Linked DNA regions of Homo sapiens: region 1 is linked to region 2. The links are chromatin loops, found by intact Hi-C in ENCODE. Cell type or tissue: GM12878. All regions are shown on one strand.

Region 1 (8,000 bases), 54 kb before region 2:
ATAAAATGGCAGCTTTCCAGCCTCACCAATAGTAGTGATCTTGATAGTCACATCTTAAGGATAAATTCTGGTAGAGTTTTGCTCCTCCCTTTTCTTGTTTTTACACTTGTTAAATAATGTTAGACCACCACAATTACTGGTAATACTGCTTGAATCAGTTAACTTCAAACACTGTCCAAGTTTAAGTCACTTCATACTAAAAAATACACAGTTTGGCATTCCATTGTAAGTATTTCAAGCTCATTAATTCATTTAAGATATAGCTTCCTTAAAAAATGCCACAGAAATATCCCTCATCTGGTTAACATACACAGGCAATGGCAAAATTAGCTTATTCAGTTGGCCTGTAGAGTAGCTTTTACGGTTCCATTCATTCAGTGGAAAGAACAGTTGCTGTATCTATTGTTTAATGCATGCTTTCCAAACCCGGGGAAAGCCCTGTAGTAGAAAATTAAATGAAGGAGGAGCAATTTCATAATAAACATTTATCAAAAGGATTGAGACAAAAATGTCAAGTTCTCTATGTCTATATCTGTAACAAATTAATCTTTGTTATCAAAATATGAAAAATAGCTTTGGTGGAGGAATCCAGAAAGATACAGTAGGAGGTTTCTGAGAAGCCAATTAATGGTGATTGAAACATGCTTTAAAAAGATTTTCTGTGTTAAAATATCCTTTGGTGTGTGTTGATAATGCTTCCAGCAGAGCATTTCAGTGTCATGTATGAAATAATGGTAAAAATCTGTGCTTAAGAGGAATAGAGACACCCCAGATTTTTCCAGCACTCCTTCATAAATAACAAAGAGGAGAGGACACATTTCACAATAGCAAGAGAATTCCTGCATATACAAAGAAAGATACCTTGCAAAATATAAACACAAGTCTTTAGATAGCCACATATTATCCTCAAATCACATACCATAAAAACCAGTGTTACAAGTAAGCATGAATAGTGAAATTTGAATTTTTAAAGTTGAGGGGAATTTTGACTTACAAATCAAGTTTGTAAACCAAAGGGAAATTTAATTAAAGCTATGCAAACTACTTAATAATAGCAACTCTTTACAAAAGTTGGCTGAGAGCTTATAAAACTGCTTGGGTGACAGCATCCATTTTCTCAGTTTTAGACTCGTTCTACATTTCAGCTACTGTTCTTTGAAGAATGTTTAAAAGTCACCTGTTGGAATCTACTGTAAGAGTTAATGTAAGATAAACATTAGAAAATTTTTCAAGACCTTGCTCAACCAGCACTATAATAACAAGTGCTACCTTCAGATCTGATAACATAATTCTCACTGTCCTAAATACTTTCCCATTTTTTATATGTTTTGCAACAAAGGCACTTTGATAACTGGGTAAATGTACTGTAAACCTAGGTAGTGGACTCTAAGGCAAAACACCCCTTTCACTTCTTCCCCTCTAATTTTTTGGATGCTTTAGATAAAATCACATGTGGTTATTTGATCAGTTAGGATCAAGTAAGACTTTGTAAAAGGATAGGTAAGGTAAACAATTGACTTTGAAAGTTTTCCAGATTAACCCTTTATTAGAGTGTTCAGACCTTTAGCTCTTTTAATAGAAATGTCATATTATCTTTACTCTGTCAATTTTTCCAGCTCCTAGGGTCATCCTCAATGATCCCAGCCTATGCAACTGAATTAATTACACAGAAAATTACATGCTGTATGCCGTTCATTTCCTTGATTTTTTTTTCTCAGAAATATTTTGGCACCACCTTCAGTCCTAAGTGATTTAGAGTGAAGGAGAGCAAGGGAAGGGGTGTCAGGAAATGCAAGTCTACAGGTTAATGTGAGGGCCCTAGAGTGGAAAATGAGGTCGCGACTTAAGGCTGGAATGACTTCTCCCTTCCAACAGTAAAATCTCAGCACATCAATGCTTTTATTTATAAGTATGTACTCTAAGGCCAGGTCCAGTGGCTCATGCCTATAATCCCAGCACTTTGGGAGGCAGAGGTAGGTGGATTGCTTGAGTGCAGGAGTTCAAGACCAGCCTGGACAACATGATTTAACCTTGTCTCTACCAAAAAAAAAAAAAAAAGTTAGCCAGGCATGGTGGCGTGTGCCTCTAGTCCTAGCTATTTGGGGGGCTGAGGCCTCCAGGGAGGATCATTTGAGCCCAGGAGTTTGAGGCTGCAGTGAGCTATGATTATGCACTCCAGCCTAGACTCTGTCTCTAAAACATTACTTACTTAATATGTACTCTAGATAACTACATACTCCGTCAATACATACTCTACTAGCTTTTTTTTTTAATTTATTTTTATTTTTTGAGACAGAGTTTTCACTCATGTTGCCCAGGCTGGAGTGCAATGGTGCCATCTCGGCTCACCGGAGCCTCCACCTTCCAGGTTCTAGCGATTCTCCTGCCTCAGCCTCCCGAGTAGCTGGGATTACAGGCATGCACCACCATACTCGGCTAATTTTGTATTTTTAGTAGAGACAGGGTTTCTCCATGTTGGTCAGGTTGGTCTCGAACTCCCGACCTCAGGTGATCTGCCCCCCCTCAGACTCCCAAAGTGCTGGGATTACAGGCATGAGCCACTGCGCCTGGTCTAGCTAGCTTTTTAATAACAATTGTAATACATCTTCATGGTGTAGAATATATTTCTAACAGTATGGAAGAATGTAAAGTCAAAAGTACAAGTTCCCCATCCTACCCTATTGCCCATATTCATGTTCCAGAGGTAATGACTATGAATATATTTTTGGAAAAAGTGTCTTTTAATACATTATTATTATTATTATTAATTTCATTATTATTATACTTAAAGTTTTAGGGTACATGTGCACAACGTGCAGGTTTGTTACATATGTATACATGTGCTATGTTAGTGTGCTGCACCCATTAACTCATCATTTAGCATTAGGTATATCTCCTAACGCTATCCCTCCCCACTCCCCCCACCCCACAACAGTCCCTGGTGTGTGATGTTCCCCTTCCTGTGTCCATGGGTTCTCATTGTTCAATTCCCACCTGTGAGAACATGCGGTGTTTGGTTTTTTGCCCTTGCGATAGTTTGCTGAGAATGATGGTTTCCAGCTTCATCCATGTCCCTACAAAGGACATGAACTCATCATTTTTTATGGCTGCATGGTATTCCATGGTGTTAATACATTATTTTTAATTGAGTCCAACTGATACTCTCTTGTCACCCTCACTTGGTATTCAAGCTTTGCTTCTAGTTTCCTATTTTCTGTCTTATTCTTACCCCCTTGCAGTCATGGGCATCTGACCCCCTTAACCAAACCTGCCCTGCTTCCCAACTCTTCCTGCAATTGTCCTAGCATCTTCATCCTTCTCACTCCATTCTCTCCACCTCTTGGGTTTAAGTGAAACCCAATTCTGCTTTCAGCATAGAATCTCTACTTTCATGGAGCACTTCATCTCCAACTTTAGCTGGGCTCTCTGGGAAGAACTCTTCTGCACTTCATATTCCTATTCAACTATTATTTCAAACTAATAACCTCTAGTTTCTTTACACTTCTTAATCTCCTCTTCCAACTCACAGCAAAAGATAACTCCTCTTACTTCAAGTGAAATAGGAGGTCATTAAGCCTCAAAATCCAACCTCGCCCTCAAACTACAGACATCTACATCTACAATGCTTCTTTTATGTTCCCTTTCTAGTCTTTCTTTTTCTTTTTTTTTTTTTTTGAGACAGGATCTCATTCTGTCACCCAGGCTGGGTGCCATGGCATGATCATAGTTCACTGTAGCCTCAAAGTCTCAGGCTCAAGTTATCCTCCTGCCTCAGCCTTCCAAGTATCTGACAGTACCGGTGTGTGCCAACGTGCTTGGCTAATTTTAAGATTTTTTGTAGAGACAGGGTCTAACTTTGTTTCCAGGCTGGTCTTGACCTTCTGGGCTCAAGCAATCCTCTTACCTTGGCCTCCCAAAGTGCTGGGATTACAGGCATGAGCCACTGTGTGTGGCCCCTAGTCTTTCAATAAAAAATACCTCTCAAGTATGGGTAATCTCCCTACACCTCAAGGACCTTGATCTAGCAATTATACTCTCTTGCTCCCCCAGAATGTTCAATATGTCAACACTGATCTATTTTGTCTTAAAAAAAAAAAAAAAGACAGAAAGACGAAAGAGACAAAGACAGAAAGAAAGAGGAGGAGAAGAAATAAAAAGAAGAGAGAAAGAAGACAGAAAGAGAGGAAGAGAAGAAAGAGAAGGGAAGAAAAAAGGAAAGAAAGAAACAGGGAAAGAAGGAGAGAAAGAAAGAAGGAAAAAAAGAAAGAAAGAATGAAAGAAAGAAAGAAAGAGAAAGAAAGAAAGAAAGAAAGAAAGAAAGAAAGAAAGGAGAAGAGAAAGAAAGGAGAGAAGAAAGAAACAAAGAGAGAGGGAAAGAAGAAAGAAAAAGAGGAAGGAAGAGAAGGAAAGAAAGAAGAGTTCCACCATTGACTCCATAGTGCTCTCTAGCGACCAGCCCATGTTCTCTTCATCTCTTCAAAGCCACACTTTTTGAAAAGGCAGCTGTTTTCTTTCCTCCCAACTATTTTCAACACATTGTTCCCCTTTTCCTTCTGCGGAAGGTCCATTATGACTTCCTTCTTCTGAATCCAGTGAATGTGTTTCAGTCCTGATCTCAGTTATCCCGCTGTAGGTCAAATGGAACACAAAATAATAACAATAATTTGACAAACAACACCTTACAATATATACCTTTCCAGTTTCATCTGTTACCTTATTCTTTCCCCCTTGCCTGTCCCAGAGGAGATAAGAGTTAAGACTGTGTTTGGACCTACTAGATTCAAGCTCTGGCCACACAGCTCACTCTCTGGTGATCATTGTTGGTAAGTCATTTATTCTCTCTGAGCTTCCCTCCACTTCCAGATCTGTAAGATGGAAATTGTTATGGCCCTTATCCTATCATAACAATACTTGGCACACAGTAAGTGCTAAATAAATAGTAGTTAGACTTATTATTACTTTAAAATCAGTCCATTCTTCACCTCTTAACTGTTCTTCAAGCTATGCTTTTGCCTCAAATTTTTTCACTTTTTTTCTCAGTATCATTCATCCTTTAGGAAACCTTCTCTGATTTTATTACCCCTATTAGTTACAATAGATATACCCACTTTTGCTCTCAGAGCACTAGTTACATACTTCTGTTAAAGTCCTTAACGCCTGGCATTAGAAAGTGTTAACTGACTATAGTCTTCCCCTCTTCCCTCTGCATGCTGTAAATTCCCTGAAGGCCGAGGGTAGGTTTTATTTATCTTTGTATTTTCAGCCAAAAAAAAAGTGCCTAAGTGTTTTTGCTTGTTTGTTTGTTTTGTTTTGTTTTTGAGACAGAGTCTTGCTCTGTCGCCCAGGCTGGAGTGCAGTGGTGTGATCTCAGCTCACTGCAGCCTCCGCCTTTTGGGCTCAAGCAATTCTCCTGCCTCAGCCTCTCAAGTAGCTGGCATTACAGGTTTGTGCCACCACACTCAGCTAATTTGGGTATTTTTAGTAGAAACGGGGTTTCACCATGTTGGCCAGGTTGGTCTCGAACTCCTGACTTCAAGTGATCTGCCCCCCTCGGCCTCCCAAAGTGCTAGGGTTACAGGTGTGATCCATCGTGCCCAGCCTCATAATGTTGCTAAAAGATGTAAAATAGGCTGGGCGTGGTGGCTCACACCTATAATCCCAGCACTTTGGGAGGTCAAGGTGGGCAGATCGCTTGAGGTCAGGAGTTCGAGACCAGCCTGACCAACACAGTGAAATGCCATCTCTACTGAAAATACAAAAATTAGCCAGGTCTCATGGTGGGCACCTGTAATCCCAGCTGCTCAGGAAGCTGAGGCAGGAGAATCACTTGAACCCAGGAGGCGGAGGTTGCAGAGAGCCAAGATCACGCCATTGCACTCCAGCCTGGGTGACAGAGTGAGACCATGTCTCAAAAAAAAAAAGATGAAATGAAATGAAGCTTTTATTCATTATCTTTCAATTTAAGATCATAAATTTAAGACTTGTTCTCACTAGACACACACACATTTTCAGATTTATTTTCTAATATTTCTAGGATGGAACTATCATTTTCTATCTCTGTGGTGGAGATATTTCCTCTTCTAGGAATTTCTTCTCTCATCAAGTCCAAACTCTCTCCCTCCTTGAGAATTCTCATAAATCCTATTTTCCTCATGACGACCACCCTAATTCAGTTAGTTTAAAATAAACTTCATCCTCCTAACAATCACAGCACTTTTAGTAGTAGGCTTTTAAAGCCATCTATCACATTTGACTTTGTTTCTTTAGATTTTTATCAGTATTGAAATATGAGCTCCTTGAAGACAAGATTTAGCCCCTAAAGCTTAATGTGAATGGCCCAAGAACTGCCTTAAATATGGGGCATTCCTGTGTGGGCTGAAATATCTGCAGGACATATTGCATAAAGCTAAATGAAATATTGAAAATTACTCTTTTCTAAATTAATCACAGCCCAGTGTCCAAAAGTCATGCTTGGAGGAAATCCCTAATGTCCCTAATTTACTGATGAGATAAAACTTTTCTGTAAAGATTATGATGCCAGCCAGCCACAGTGGCTCACACTTGTAAACCCAGCACTTTGGGAGCCTGAGGTGGGAGGATCTTTTAAGACCAGGAGTTTGAGATCAGCCTGGGCAACACAGCAAGACACTGTCTCTACAAAAAATACATTAGCTGGCATGATGGTGTATACCTATAGTTCCAGCTACTCAGGAGGCTGAGGTGGGAGGATTGCTTGAGCCGAGGGGTTGAGGCTATAGTGAGCTGTGATCATACCACTGCACTCCAGCCTGAGAGACAGAGTGAGACTCCGTCTAAAAAAAAAGAAAAAGATTATGATGCCTTAATGATGAATATATTTACTTATACACTTATATATCAATGCATAAATATAGTGATGTTTATATTATAAACATTTATTACAATAATTGTATATTCCTCTGAACAAAGTATGTATACAATGTTCTAGAGTTTCAAAGTTTTCTTTTCTTTTCTTTTCTTTTTTTTTTGGGACAGAGTTCCACTCTTGTTGCCTAGGCTGGAGTGTAGTGCAGTGGCACAATCTCGGCTCACTGCACCCTCCACCTCCCAGGTTCAAGCAGTTCTCCTGGCTCAGCCTCCCAAGTAGCTGGGATTACAGGCACCTGCCACCAGGCCTGGCTAATTTTTTTGTATTTTTAGTAGAGACGGGGTTTCACCATGTTGGCCAAGCGGGTCTCAAACTCTTGACCTCAGGTGATCTTCCCACCTCAGCCTCATAAAGTGCTGGGATTACAGGCATGAGCCACTGCGCCCGGCCAGTTTTCTTCATTTTAAAAACTGATTTCTCCTTACAAAATGTGTAATAATTCTTTCCATAGATAGCTAAACTAGCTGCTCTCTACCATGTTGTTCAGGAATCTAAAATTTCTTTTTAGCATAAATCCCATCTAATCCATTCCCCTCCTTACCCACCCCCATCTTCCTCTTCCTTCTTGGTATTACGGAAGACATGGCCAATCCTTCATATGTGCTGTGGGTCCCCTTCTCTCCCTAAGATTTCTTAGGAATTTCAAGCTGTACTTATACCTTTACCTCTCTGGATCATCGTGTCAACTTGAAAGTTTAAATGGTGATAAGCCTATATCCTAAAACAAAAAAAACACACATATACACATCCACATACCCCTCAGTCAATGCTCTCATGATTTTTCTGTACTCATTGTCCCTGATTCATTATTTTGTATTCACATCTAAATCCACTTTAATCTGCTTACATCTCCATTAGAATTATCCTTATCTTACTAAATTTTTTTTTTTTGAGATGGAGTTTCTCTCTTGTCACCCAGGCTGGATTGCAATGGTTCCATCTCAGCTCACTGCAACCTCTGCCTCCTGGGTTTAAGCGATTCTCCTGCCTCAGCCTCCTGAGTAGCTGGGATTACAAGCATGCGCCACCATGCCCAGCTAATTTTTGTATTTTTAGTAGAGACAGGGTTTCACCATGTTGGCCAGGCTGGTCT
Region 2 (8,000 bases):
TCAGGATGTTGCTCTGTCACCGTGTAGTGCAGTGGGCAGTCATGGTTCACTGTAACCTGGAACGCCTGAGCTCAAGGGATCCTCCAGCCTCAACCTTCCAAATAGCCAGGATTGCAGGCACACGTCACCATGCCCAGCTAATTTTTTCAAATTACCATGATTGGTGGGTAGAGATGCATAACATTCCTTTGAGGCAAAGGGAAAGCATGGCCAGGAAGCTGTCGAAATAAGCCTGAAAAAACCTAGTCAAATCTGTAGCAGCCAGTTATTTACCATTTCCTGATTGGATGGAGTAAGTCATGTCAATAACATTGGGAGAGATCATCCCATTAAAGCTGTCATCAGTTCCCTCTGAGATGTCATACTTCTTTCAAAGTATAAGAACACACAAAATTGGGGTTGAACCCAGAAACGGTGAGATAATCACGCCTAGGTCTTGCATCATGGGTTTCAAATCTTGAGTATCTATTTTAACTAATATTTAATCATATTATCTTTTCTCACTGGGGTCAGGAACATCCATGGATCCCATTTTGTAAAGCTAATTTGAAAATGCAGAAGACGTAATTTAATTTTGTATTTATTACTTATTGTATTTCTCTTTTCTCTTTAATATTTCATCCCAGTGTGTGTTCTCACCCTGGAAAATTTAGGGAAGCCAGTGATTCTCATAGTTAAGGTAAAGAATACCTCTTTGCCTCCATTTTATGTTCAGTAACATCACTAAGGTAATAGAGGATTCTTCATTTAAAATCAGAGGGATCCCTGGTAAACTAATTAGAGGGAAATAATAAAGTCTATAAAGGTTTTCCAATGATGCATTTCAACAGATGCTTAGGTTCAATCATCATCTAGGTTACAGAGACAGAAAAGTCAACCAGTACCTTTTAATCTTTTGTGTTGTTTAGATTCTTTTGGTAAATTTTGCATTTTCAACTTGAAATTGCAAATTAGGAAGCTTCCTCCAGTTTTTTTGTTTTGTTTTGTTTTGGTGCTTTTTTTTTTGTCCTCTCCTTGAATCTAGAATTTGGTGTTATTTTTCTTTCTCTTTCTTCCCCATCTCCCTGACTTTTCATGTCTATTGTTTTTTATTCTTTTTTTTTTTTGGTAAACGTGCAATATACTTTAGGGGCTGTTCCTTTTCATGTTATTATGTTTTGAAGTTTCTGACTCCAGAAAACCTTCTATTAGTACCATCACAGTTCTATGGGCACTGGAGGGTTACAGAGTTTAGGAACCCTGGTTGTAAGTTTGGTTGAAATTGACCACTTCGGTGAGCCACAGGGGTCACTGGTTTCTCCCCATAATTCTTTTTCTTTTTCTTTTTCTTTTCTTTCTTTCTCTTTTTTTTTTTTTTTTTTTTTTGAAACAAAGTCACATTATGTTGCCCAGGCTGTTGTCAAGCTCCTGAGCTCAAGCGATCATTACAGGTGTGAGATACTGTTCCCAGCTATCTCCCTATAATTCTGAAGATCAGAATCTTTGTTGTAACAAAGGCCTAGACAGCAGCAGAAAGCAAAGATATTTCTAGGGTCCTAATTAGCCATCTGCTCTTATGAGTGTGAGCCTCAATAGCTATTGTTTAAATGTTTGTCTCCACAAACCTCTTGTATTATAAACAATCACCCATGTGATTCCACTGAGAGGTGGAACCTAATGAGAGGGGTTTAGGTCTCAAGGGCTCCCCCTCATGGATTCATGCCATGCTAAAAAAGAGCTTTCCAGGGTATATACACCCACTCTGCTCTCTTTTTCTTTTCTTTGAGATGGAGTCTTGCTCTGTCACCCAGGCTGGAGTGCAATGACACAATCTTGGCTCTGCCATCTCTGCCTCTGGAGTTCAAATGATCCTCCCACTTCAGCCTCCCGAGTAGGTGAGACTACAGCTGCATGCCATCATGCCCAGCTAAGTTTTGTACTTTTAGTCGAGATAGGGTTTTGCTGTAGCAGGACGAGCCACAGACAAAACCTCTCAGACACCGAGTTGTAGAAGGAAGGGCTTTATTCAGCTGGGAGCATCAGCAAGCTACTGCCTTAAAATCCGAGCTCCCCAAATGCCCAATTTCTATCCCTTTTAAGGGCTCACCACACTAAAGATTTCACATGAAAGGGTCGTGATTGATTTGAGCAAGCAAGGCAGTACGTGACAGGGGCTGCATGCACCGGTGGTCAGAGAGAACCAGAACAGGGCAGGGAGTTTCACAACGTTCTTCTATACAATGTCTGGAATCTATAAATAACATCAGTTTCTAAGTTATGAGTTGATTTTTAACTACTGGGTTTAGGCCAGGCAGGCCCAGGCCTGGTTTTGGGCCTGGCCTCGGGTTGCCTGTCTTTGGTTTTACTTCCTTGTTGTTTTTTCTTAAAACAGGTACTGAGTATAAAACAATATAAAACAATATGAGAGGGTCTCTCTCTTCCCTAATTGCCATTTTGGCCAAGCTGGTCTTCAACTCCTGGCCTCAAGTGATCTGCCTGCCTAGGCCTCCCAAAGTGCTGAGATTACAGGCATGAGCCACTGCACTCAGCAGCTCCACCTCTGCTCTTTAGCCATGTCAGGAACAGCGTTTCTCCCTCCAGAGGCTGCAGCATTGAAGGCACCATCTTGGAAGCAGAGACCAGGCACTCACCTGACACCAAACCTGTCACTGCCTTGATCTTGAGCTTCCCAACTTCCAGAACGGTGAGAAATTAATTTCTCTTCTTTATAGATTACCAAATCTCAGGCATTCTCTCAAATCAGAACAAAATGGATTAACATAAGTAATTGTAATTTTCAACTAATGCTCAATCTCCAAATAGTGACTTCTTGCTTCACACAAGTGACCACCAAATGAGCCCGTATATGGCACAGGATACAATTTTTCCCCTATGTGCTCTATAGAACAGGCACCAGTTTGGAGGTGAGACACACGAACAATTGGTCACAAATTAGAGTTCCCCCTGAACTTACATCAGTCACAGCTTATGTTAGAATCTAGAAACACACCATGGAAAATTTAGGAAAGGCAGTGATTCTTATAGTTAAGATAAGGGATACCTCTTTTACCTTCATTTTATGATTAGTAATGTCACTAAGGTAATAGAGGGCTCTTCATTTAAAATCAGAGGGATCCCTGGTTACCTAATTGGAGGCAAAGGATTAAGTCTGCGAAGGTTTTCCAATTGATGCATTTCAACAGATGTTGAAGTTCAGTCACCATCCAGGTTACAGAAACAGAAAAGTCAATTAGCACCTTTTAAGCTTTTGTGTTGTACAGATTCTTTTGGTGAATTTTGCATATTCAACTGGTAATTGCAAATTAGGAATTTCTGTTGCAGTTTTTGTTGTTGTTCCTCTCCTTGAATCTGTGATTTGGTTTTATTTTTCTTTTTATTCCCTGTCTCTCTGACGTTCATGTCCATTGTTTTTTATTCTTTTTTTTTTTTTTTTGGAGACATTCAATACATTTTAGGGGTTATTCCTTTTAATGTGATTATGCTTTGACAATACATAATAATTTAACGTGATTATTGTCTAGGACAATACTGATTGTAACAGCTTGTGAAGAAGGTTCAATAGAGAAATAAGGCATAAACTTTTCTGTAAACTTATCAGTGGAATTATACACAGAGGATCTGTTTTTTAAATTATAAAAGACACAGCAATATGTCTGGACGGAGATGCACCACTCAAGGAGACAGTAAAAGGGACCTGAGTCCATGTTCCTATACTTAACTAACAAAATATTATCTAAATTACTGACCTAGGTCAGAGAATTCTCTCAAAGAGTCTCAGCCAAACTCAGTAAAAGCAGCACAAAGCAGCTGAGCTGAAAGTGCAGGCTCATCATGTGGCACAGAGCCAGTGAGCAAAGCAAAGCTAGAACAGCAATTCCCTGAAGGTGGCAGCCAACATCTGGATAATCCTGCTCACAATGGCCTTTGAAGGGGTCAGTTTGCATAGATAGTTTGCATTGAAGGGGTCAGTTTGCACCCTCCCTGACAACTGGTTCAGTGTTGAGACTGCTGATGCCACACAATCCAAGATTGTATGAAATGGACTCCTACTCCTGTAATGAGGTTTATGAGGAGAGAAGGGTGTCTACAGAGTTGATGCAAAAGTGACTTGAGAAAGCAGGGAAAGGAGACTGGTTTGGGGTTGTGATGGTGGTCATGGGTGGGGCTGCTGAAAGGGTCCTGCACTACCAGAGGCTTGCTAGGTCTGAACCTCCCACCTACACCAACAGAGGGAGCACCCAGGCTTTCTCATCAGCTTGTCCAGGGAGGGCAGAAGGGAAGAGAGAAGAGTGAGTCCCCCAATAATATCAGCAGTCAAACATAAACATGGAATCAGAACTTTTATTACAAATGCCCTCCAAGAACACAGGAAGAAAATATAGCTACATACAAAGGGTGCTCTAAGTAGTTCATCATTGGTCTATGACAATGTGATTGTAACAGCTTGTGAAGAAGGTGCAATAGAGAAATAAGGCATAAGCTTTTCTGTAAACTTACCAGTGAAAGTATACACATATGATCTGGTATTTAAATTATAAAAGGAAACTTCTCCCAACTCATAGTCCAGAAAAATGCCAACTTGCAGGACTTCTGTGTTCCTTGTACTGCATGAACTACGGAATGGCTGAATTTGCCAGCACCCCATCTGTGGAGTTGGTGATGTAAGACCATCTCTGGGAAACATTTCTTTACACACACCAAGGAACCATGTACCTTTGCTCTCACTTCTACTTGCCAAAAGTGTCTCCCAGCATCAAATCCCTCACAGCTTCAGACAGCTGGGTAAAAACTAAATGACTGAAGATTATCAGTAAAGTGTGGGTTCATCATTCTAAATATCACACTTTCTGTCTCTTGAGATAATAAGACTAGGGTGGGCTGTTTCTGGATCTAGTGTCAAATCTTCCTGAAATGGGCTCATCATTTTTTTCAGGCCAAAATAAGGTGGAGAGAGACTCAAACTCTCCTTCCTTGATTCCTATGAGAAGACTGCAGGGGTTTTCAGGTGGTCATATGTGTTGTAGCTGTTCTCAATACCTGTCAGCATATCCAGGTCTGCCTGAAAACTCTTCTCTGTTACTTCATTTAAGAGATTCTGTAGGCTGGGCGCGGTGGCTCACGCCTGTAATCCAAGCACTTTGGGAGGCAGAGGCGGGCAGATCATGAGGTCAGGAGATCGAGACCAGCCTGGCTAACACAGTGAAACCCCGTCTCTACTAAAAATACCAAAAATTAGCCGGGCAGGGTGGCGGGCGCCTATAGTCCCAGCTACTCGGGAGGCTGAGGCAGGAGAATGGCGTGAACCCTGGAGGCGGAGCTTGCAGTGAGCCAAGATTGAGCCACTGCACTCCAGCCTGGGCGACATAGCGAGACTCCGTCTCAAAAAAAAAAAAAAAAAAAAAAACAGATTCTGTAGTGTGGATAAGTGGCCTGAAATTTGTCTTTGGTTTTCAGTGAGTTTTTCTTTAGCATCCTTCTCTTCAATAAGTAGCCTGGCATGAATTACAGCTCGTTCCTTTACCAAGAAAGACTTAATTTCTTTAAATTCAAATTGTAATTCCTTCCTCCATGTTGCCATCTTCCTTTTCACATTAAGTGATCTCAAAATTGGGACTTCACACCGCATCTTGGCATGTTCAGTTTCCTTCTTTAGTGGCTTAATGTAGCTTTTGAGCTTCCTTCTGTGTGTAGCTGCAGCTTGCTCAATGGGCAACAAGGGATGATCCTGATGGTCAGAGGAGACCTTGCACTGGGGACACAATAGCTCCAGGTCCTTCTCACAGAGCAGGACTAGACCCTGACTGTGCTTCTCACAGAGGGGCTCCTCTTCCTGCCATTCCCTCTTGCTCGTCACGGTGAGAAGCTGCTGAACCATATCAGTCATGTGGCGCAACTGGGTGTTTGCTCCTGAGGTTCTCATCAGGGCAGTGACGGAGGCAGACAGGACAGGGGAGGACATCCTGTAAGTCTTCCCAGCACTGGTGGATGCAGGAGCGACAGAAGTTGTGCCCACAGTGAGTGGTGACTGGGTCCTTCATGTAATCCAGGCACATGGGGCAGCTGGCCTCTGCTTGGAGCTCAGCCAGAGAGGCTGCAAAGGCCATGGTGCAGGGAGGGATCTGTGTGGGGAGACTCCCTGCAGAAGGTGTGATTCTCCAGGAAGGAGGGAAAGTGAGAAGCTGGTGCCTCCTCAGCGTTCTGTCTCCTGCAAGCACTTCACAAGCTTGTGTCTGCTTCTTTCCCTTTGGCTCCAGAAGCAGCTCCAGGGGGAGGCAGGTCCCAGGGCACTGGCTGATCCCGTGACCCTGGATCCTCCTTTACTCAAATTCAAGCTACGCTCTTTTGTCGTGTTTCTCAGGAAGGGCCACAATTACAAGAGGTGATGGGAACTAATGACCATGTAAAATACTCCAGACTGTGAGACTTTCAACAGAACAGTAAGGCAGTTTCTTCAACTACAAAAGGAGAAAAAAGAATAAGATACTAAAGCACTGAAGAGCATGTATATCAATGAAAATAACTGCCTAATAATTTTCCTTACTTCTACATAAACACTTCTAAAAATAAAGTCCATTGAACTAGAAGAAATCTCATAAGTATTCACTAGTTATGATTTCTGATAATGATATTATGAGCTTACTATTTAAAAGAGGCTCTATATTTTAGACATTCATAGTGCAGTATTTACCCATAAGATTATATGTGATCCTGTGTTTGCTTCAAAGTATTGCAAAGTATAGGGATAAGGATATAAATCTGTAAGTGGATACACAGGGTTTGTTGTACTAATTTTGCTACTATTCTATACACTTTAGATGTTCTCAAGTAGAAAACATTATTGAAAAGGCTGACAGCCTGGACAACATGGTGACATGCTATCTCTATGAAAATAATGCAAAAAGTAGCCAGGCATAGTGGCACACACCTGTGGTCCAAGCTACTGGGGAGGCTCTGGTAGGAGGATCAATTGACCCTGTGAGGTTGAGGCAGAAATGAGCAGTTCGTGTGCCACTGGACTCTAGCCTAGGCAACAGAGCAAGATTCTGTCTAAAATGAAATGAAATGAAATAAAAAGCTGAGCCTTATTGTCTCTGTGTCACTGTCTTCAAGCCAGACCCTCTTCTCTCTTACTCTCTTTTCTGAGCCTCATCTTTCACTTCTGCTACATCTCAAAGCTCTAAAATCCCTTGTGGGCAGGGCATGGTGGCTCACGCCTCTAATGCCAGCACTTTGGCAGGCCGAGGTGAGTGGATCACCTGAAGTCAGAAGCTTGAGGCCAGCCTGGCCAACATGGTGAAACCCAGTCTACTAAAAATACAAAAATTAGCTGGACATGGTGGTGGGCGCCTGTAATCCCATCTACTTGGGAGGCTGAAGCAGGAGGATCGCTTGAACCCAGGAGGCCTACAGTAATCAAAATAGCACGGTACTGGTACCAAAACAGACATATAGACCAATGGAACAGGACAGAGACCTCAGAAATAATACCACAAATCTACAACCATCTGATCTTTGACAAACCTGACAAAAACAAGCAACGGGAAAAGGATCCTCTATTTAATAAATGGTGGCTGGGCACAGTGGCTCATGCCTGTAATCCCAGTACTTTGGGAGGCCAAGGTGGGTGGATCACCTGAGGTCAGGAGTTCGAGACCAGCCTGGCCAACACGGTGAAATTCCGTCTCTACTAAAAATACAAAAATTAGCCAGGCATGGGGGTGCGTGCCTGTAGTCCCAGGTACTTGGGAGGCTGAGGCAGGAGAATCGCTTGAAACTGGGAGATGAAGTTTGCAGTGAGCCGAGATCGTGCCACTGCACTCCAGTCTCAGCAACAAGAGTGAAACTCCATCTCAAAAATAAAAATAAAAATAAATGGTGCTGGGAAAACTGGCTAACCATATGCAGAAAACTGAAACTGGACCCCTTTCTTATACCTTATACAAAAATTAACTCAAGATGGGTTAAAGGCTTAAATGTGACACCCCAAACTATAAAAACCC

The links. A loop is a pair of places that touch in the nucleus more often than their neighbours do. Peaks named below come from ENCODE experiments on the same cell type or tissue, not always from the same donor. Only the 100,000 strongest peaks of a DNase experiment are listed, where the experiment ranks them.
Region 1: it touches region 2 in a loop (2.9-fold over the local background); 2 of 110 quality-filtered maps call a loop at or near these places.

What each region holds. Positions count from the first base shown.
Region 1 is chr4:164,879,831-164,887,830 of GRCh38, forward strand. All of the region lies in intron 2 of APELA (apelin receptor early endogenous ligand), which reads left to right. Among named protein-coding and RNA genes, the nearest start is that of APELA, 6.7 kb to the left of the region's middle. In GM12878, a CTCF peak has its summit at 4,449; no DNase peak of the experiment used is centred here.
Region 2 is chr4:164,933,887-164,941,886 of GRCh38, forward strand. It overlaps the pseudogene LOC391710. Among named protein-coding and RNA genes, the nearest start is that of FAM218A, 19 kb to the right of the region's middle. RefSeq lists enhancers at 1,797-1,926, 2,237-2,546, 2,587-2,636. In GM12878, CTCF peaks have their summits at 1,689, 3,889 (motif pointing right) and 4,228; DNase peaks (open chromatin) are centred at 1,695, 2,185, 2,445, 3,904 and 1 weaker place; H3K4me3 peaks cover 752 bases; H3K27ac peaks cover 2,715 bases.